Linked DNA regions of Homo sapiens: region 2 is linked to region 1. The links are chromatin contacts, found by Hi-C in ENCODE. All regions are on one chromosome and are shown on one strand. Each heading gives the region's core, a stretch centred on a gene start or an enhancer-like site at or near the end of the contact. The rest is flanking DNA. Distances are from core to core; before and after follow the strand shown.

Region 1 (3,230 bases), core at 286-2,785:
CTTTTAGTAGATTCTTCAAATGTTGCTGAACTTAGTATCTACCTTTGTTGCAGTTCTCTCACTTGTAGTGCTGGGCTGCTTTAGGGCTCACCTCCTCAAAGATGCTTTTTTGTTTTGTTTTGTTTTGTTTTTTTGAGATGGAGTCTTGCTCTGTCACCCAGGCTGGAGTGCAGTGGTGCGATCTCAGCTCACTGCAACTTCCACCTCCCCAGTTCAAGCGATTCTCCTGCCTCAGCCTCCTGAGTAGCTGGGATTACAGGTGCCCGCCACCACGCCCGGCTATTTTTTGTATTTTTAGTAGAGACGGGGTTACATCGTGTTGGCCAGGCTGGTCTCGAACTGCTGACCTCATGATCCGCCCACCTCAGCCTCTCAAAGTGCTGGGATTACAGGCCTGAGCCACCATATCCGGCCTCAAAGATGCTTTCTGTGATCACTGAAGCCCACCATGGTCTCTCCAGAAATGAGAATTACTACAGCATGTGTTTACTCCACGTCTATTATCACCTGTCCCCCAACCCCTGTAGACTGTAAACTTGGAAAGAGCACGGGCTTTAAAATGAGAAAGATCGAAGCTCAAATTCCACTTCTACCACTCACTATCAGTATAACTTTGGCCCAATAACTCTGGGCTTGTTCCCCCAACTCACTGGGGGTGTTTAACAGATGAAATGGGATATCTTTCATAAAACATCTAGTACTGCAACTTGCGTATAGCAGACAGTTGGCATTTTCTCTCCCTCCTTAAGGAAAAAGGTCTCTGTACCTAAAAAGCATTTGACCGGGGCAGACATTGACATTCAGTAACTGTCAGTTTACTTCAGACAACACGTTCTGACCTAGGGGCAAAAAATTATTTTTTCAACCAATTCAAGCTCGCCAACTATCCCCGATCTGGGGGGTGTAAATGAAGGTTTTCGAGTTGAACAAAAAAGATTCCTTGTCAAACCTGAAGACGTCGGGTCACACTGCTTGACTGCATACCTGATTCCAATGTCTGCAAACTTTGTAGACTTGTCACCAGGAACTTCAGGGACAGGACCTGACTGCTAGATGAAGCTCTGGCCTCGTCCAGATCCTCACCAATCTCTCCCGACCCGGAGAGGACTGACCGACAGACACATCTTCCTCCCCTGCCTCCCACCTCGGCCCCCTCATCCCCCAGCCAGTCGGGCCCGCGCCCCAGGGCCGTCCCAGAGGAGGAATGCGCCCCCCCCTTCCCGGTCCCAGAGCCAGGGTAGACTCACTGCCGAAGTCTTTGGCCTGGTGGAGGAGCTCCTGGTCTCCCGCTTGCTGCAGCTCCTCCTCCGCAGACTCAGCCACCGTCTCGGACGGCTGCTCGGGTGGAGCATCTCCATTGGGCTGCCCACCGCCTGCCACCGGCTGCTGCAAGCCCAACCAACTGCTCAAGCCCCGGAACATCCCGCTCGCGGGCCGCCGCCGCGGTCCCGATCCCCAGAGACCGCAGCGAGCACTGGTTGCCTTTGACTCCACTCTGCGCGACTCCCAGGGAGATGTCCGGAAGTCGGAGGAACACCGCAGCCGCCGCAGCCCCGCCTCTATGACGACTCCGCCGCGGCCGCGCAAGCGTCACTTCCGTCCAAAGGCTCCGCCCCTGGTGACGTCAGTTGTGACAACTGTTTTGTGCGCGTGGATAGGGGACAAAGAGCTTTCCCAGCGTAGCCCTGCCTTCCCTCTTTTCCTCATTCGCCAGCTTTGTAGGTGACTGACCTAGTAGGCATGTGGACGGTGTCTTTGTCACAGTCCTAGCCAGTCCCATTTTAAGATTGCCTCTAGGCAGCTTGGCTGGTGACTTAGTCTCGCCTTTTCAGGTCCCGCAGGGCTGCGTTCCCGCAGAATTGGATGTCTTTAGCCTCCTCCTGAGCCCAATTCAAAACTAACCCAAAGCCGCCAAGCCCAACAGGGAATAAGAGGACAGAATAAGGTGTTAAACAACACAATGGGATGCTGTCAGCAGAATCTAGACTATGAGAAGCCACAGGACAGACAACCTTGTTTCTTCAAATAAATTGCAAGGAAGAGAGGAGTGTGGTGGGGAACCTATAGATTAAAAAAGACTTAAGAGATGTAACACATGGCCCCTTGTGCATTTTATTAGGATCCTAATTCAGCAAACACATTGAAAAAAATAGTATGATACTTATTATAAGAACTGGAAATTTGGACACTGGGTAGTTGATAAAATTAAGGAATTGTGAAATTACAAAATTTTAATTGTGGTAAAATACACAAAATTTACCATCTTAATATGATTTACCATCTTAACCGTTTCTAAGTGTACAATTCAGTACTGTTAAGTACATTTACATTGTTGAGCAATCAATCTTCAGAACTCTTCATCTTGCAATTAAAAGAATGAAAAATAGTCCGAGTGCGGTGGCTCACGCCTGTAATCCCAGCACTTTGGAAGGCCGAGGCGGGAGGATCACAAGGTCAGGAGTTCGAGACCATCCTGGCTAACACGGTGAAACCCCGTCTCTACTGAAAATAGAAAAAAATTAGCCGGGCGTGGTGGCGGGCGCCTGTAGTCCCAGCTACTAGGGAGGCTGAGGCAGGAGAATGGCGTGAACTCGGGAGGCAGAGGTTGCAGAGTCCATTCTCAAAAAAAAAAAAAAAAGAAAAAAGAAAAATAGAACTTCATCTTGCAAAACTGAAACTACCTATGAAACAACTCCCCATTCCTGTCCTTGTCATCCCCCTCCTCCCCCCATTCTACTTCTTGTCTCTATGGATCTGACTAGATACCTTAATATAAGTGGAATCATTCAGTATTTGTCTGTAACTGGCTTCTTTCACTTAGTATAATGTCCTCAAGGCTGTGTCAATTTCTTTTTAAGAGTGAATAGTATTCCCTTGTATGTATACACCACGTTTTGTTTATCCATCTGTTTATCCACCGCACATATTGAGATTTTACCAAAGAAATGATACCATATCTGGGCCAGGCGCAGTGGCTCACGCCTGTAATCCCAGCGCTTTGGGAGACCGAGATGGGTGGATCACCTGAGGTTAGGAGTTTGAGACTAGCCTGACCAACATGGTGAAACCCCGTTTGTACTAAAAATACAAAAAATTAGCTGGGTGTGCTGGCGGGCGCCTGTAATCCCAGCTACTCGAGAGGCCGAGGCAGGAGAATCACTTGAACTCAGGAGGCGGAGGTTGCAGTGAGCTGAGATCCTGCCATTGCCCTCCAGCCTGGATGACAAGAG
Region 2 (3,250 bases), core at 52-2,551, 1.3 Mb after region 1:
GTTGGAGGGGGTAGGGGGAACTATTCCAGGAAGCGTGAATGAAGATCCACGAATGGGATCTCTGCCCACGGAGCTGTGGTAGCTGTGCCAACTCTAGGACTTACCCATCACCTGTTATGGGCCAGGTGCTTTGCACACATTACTCACTTAGTCCTTACCACTCTCGGAGAGCTCACCTCCCAGGTCTATGCTGTACATGAGGAGACTGAGCCTCCAAGAAGTGAAGGGACTTCACCCTGCATACCAAACCTGGTAAATGGCAAACCTGAGGTTTGCACCAGAGCCCCAAAGCCGGTGTAGTTTTTGGAGGCAGGGCCACACCTGCAGGGGGCAGAGTGGCGGGAGTCTCTGAAGCACTGGTGCTTCTGCAGGGTGGTGGCAGGGAAATGTAAGGCAGGACCTGGTAGAGCTTTAAAATACTCGGATTTATCCATTGGCCGAATACCTGAACCGTGTTGGTTATCTTTTCCTTTTTGTTAAAACCACCTTTTGGAACTTGTGAAGGTGCGTATGTGGGGTTGGGATTGGGTGAGTCAATTTAGTCAATTGGGTGATTTTCCCGGTTTCTACTCAAGTCATGAAAACATTTTTGTAAAATAACTTGAGTCCTTAATTGTATGGATTCAGACATCCTTGAAGACCAGTTAGCAGCTTCTATTATGCAATATGTTCCTTGCTGGCATCTCTCATCAGCCATGACCTCAACTCGTGTTTTGTTTTGTTTTTCTCTTTTTCCTACCAAGCCACTAGTAGACAAAAAAAAAAAAAAAAAAAAAACAGCCACCATTTTAAAGCAAATGGAAATTAAAGGAAAACATAGTTTTCCCTGTAATATAAACATTTTGCTTTAAAGAACAGGTCTTGCATCTTATTCCCAAACACTGAATGAGGTACTCAGACTCTGCCTTCTAAATACCAGCCAGAAAGAAACAACAAACTATATTATCTCTTGCGTTGTAATTCTTCAGAATTAATTTATAGCTCCTTGAGGTACACCTTTCCTAAACTTCACATGGCAAGTGACACTTTTCTTTCATCACTATTGTGTGTTTTGTCTTTCTGCCCCCAAACACAAACACACAAGGAAATAAGAACTGACAAGGAAGCAAAAATATTTAGTAAAGACCCACGGAAAGAATTAGAAGGAGGAAAAGAGGAAGCAGGACCAAGAAGCACGTCAAGTGCTTTAAGAAAACACCTGTTTCAGATTACAAATTTCTTACTTAATTAGACACATGCAACTCTTGAGTTTAAACATAACACTCACAATTCGTCAGCCACCCACGGCAATTCTCCAGGTGTTTGTGATTATGTAATGCCCTAAAAAATCATCTGGATTGTGTCAACTCTCAGAAGTACTGCTTCAGTTTTTTAAAAAATCCTCTACAGACATTAATTTATATGTAAAGTCTCAGTCTAGCATTTACACTACTTAGCAAAAAAACAAATAAAAGGTTATAATAAGTAAAAGGTCAGTGGTTTCCTTGGTTTCTGATTTTTTTTTCCCCAAAGGCTGAAAGTATGTTTTTTGCTTCAAGTAGTAAAAGATAGGCATTTTGAATTCAATAAAACTTCATTGACCAGACTTCTCTAATTCAGATTTTATGATATTTAGGATAGGAGCAACGAGGTTTAATTGTATAACCAGGGAAAGGAGCATCCACACTGCAAAAGTAGAGGAAAGGGGGGATAACTGTTTCCTGAATCTTTTTAAAAAAGTGTTGAAATTGCTTCCTAAAATCAAATTTGGAAAAAAAAATCTTGATGTCCACTTAGATTTTTCATCCTTAAATGAGTCATACTCACCACAATTTACTTTTTAAAGTTGCTTGACATATTTTTAGATGGTTAGCAACCTGAAAGCCCTTAGGCTTGGATAATTGAAAAATATTTGGGGATGGAAAAGAATATGATTTGAAAGGGACTCCTTTGAGAGCCCAAAAGGGAGCTTCAGCCCAAACAGAATGGAGATTGCCTTTCTCATGCAATTATTTTAATTAAAAATGCATGTGCAGCAGGAAAAGCAAAGCAATTCTAGACACCACTCCTTATAGTTTGGCTGATTGTTTGAAATCTGGAAGCTTTTGTTTGTCCTCTTAAATTTTTAAGCTTTGTATTAGATCCTAAATGCTTTGTTCCTATTCTGACATAAGCGCTCTCTATAAAAAATGCAGGTCTTTTCCACACAGTAACACATGTTAAAGTCGGAGCTGCATTGTCCTACATGTAATATGGAGCTACTCTTCTGATTCTTAGTGTTTCTCCTTGTGTCTCACTGCCTTTCTATCCAGCCCCAGTTCACCTAAGCAGGGAACAAGATATTCATCAGCGTCTATGTAAAATAAACTATATCACTTACTTTCATCCACTGATTAGCGGCAGCATCTTTCTTTTTTCCAAAACAAAAAAGTTGTTTCCATTGTATAAAAGTCAATTAATTATTACAGAAAATTCAAACTGTCAGAAAAATGGAAAGAAACATATCTGAAATTCTACTATCTGGAGATGACCACTGTTCACATTGTGATGTATGTTCATCCGGGCACCTCCATGCATACTAACACAACTCGATAATTTTATTTAAATGAGTCCATTTAAATACATTGTTTTATTTGTCCCCTTTAAATAGAATTGCTGTTCTGTAACCTGCTTTTCCAATTAAATAATATTTCATTTTTTTCTGTGTCAATAAATAAAGATCTATATCACTTTTTAACGGTTGCACAGTATTCTCTTATATGGCTACACTGTAATTTAGTTGCGTTACTTATTAACCTATCATCCAGAATGTCCCTGTCTTTTGCTATTGCAGTAAATATTGCAGAGAATGGAATTGTGCAGAAAATCTTGTTTTTTTTGTTTCCTTAGATTTAAATCTCAGAAGTATACTATTTGCATTTAAATCCTTCATCCATTTGGAACATGTTTTTGTATGTAGTGGGGGATTACTGTCTTTTCTCATATGGTCATTTGTTCTAACATCATTCACTGGGAAATACATCCTTGCCCCACTGATTTGAAATTGCTACTTTCATATATTAATTTCCCATACAAATGGGTCTCTTCTATCCCTGTGCCAGTGTTGCATTGTTGCCATTACCATAGCGAGTTCCCAGATGGGGGTTTTAGACTTCAAACCTAGAACCTCTAATTTTTGTAGCCATCTGCCTGTGACCTGCTGGGGTAAAGGCCCTGCCTAGGCTATTCTGTTCACAGTATACCTCAATGATATTATTCTGCAGGATGAAAC

Evidence for each region. Hi-C counts contacts between places; a loop is a spot of excess contacts on that map. Pooled maps may share reads with other maps.
Region 2: a loop to region 1 is called in a pooled map, with 2.8 times the contacts of the local background. The contact joins the enhancer-like site here to the promoter of SYAP1 in region 1. A Hi-C loop is called at or near these places in 3 of 50 pooled maps.

What each region holds. Positions count from the first base shown.
Region 1 is chrX:16,717,917-16,721,146 of GRCh38, reverse strand. It overlaps SYAP1 (synapse associated protein 1), which reads right to left and starts at 1,535. Exons shown (of 9, transcript NM_032796.4): 1 at 1,248-1,535. The coding sequence starts at 1,422. RefSeq lists an enhancer at 1,666-1,725.
Region 2 is chrX:15,463,534-15,466,783 of GRCh38, reverse strand. All of the region lies in intron 3 of PIR (pirin), which reads left to right. All of the region lies in intron 2 of PIR-FIGF (PIR-FIGF readthrough), which reads left to right. Among named protein-coding and RNA genes, the nearest start is that of PIR-FIGF, 26 kb to the left of the region's middle. Within about 2 kb of position 1,301, at least 2 of the 41 ENCODE cell types and tissues checked have a DNase peak (open chromatin) inside an H3K27ac peak, as active enhancers do.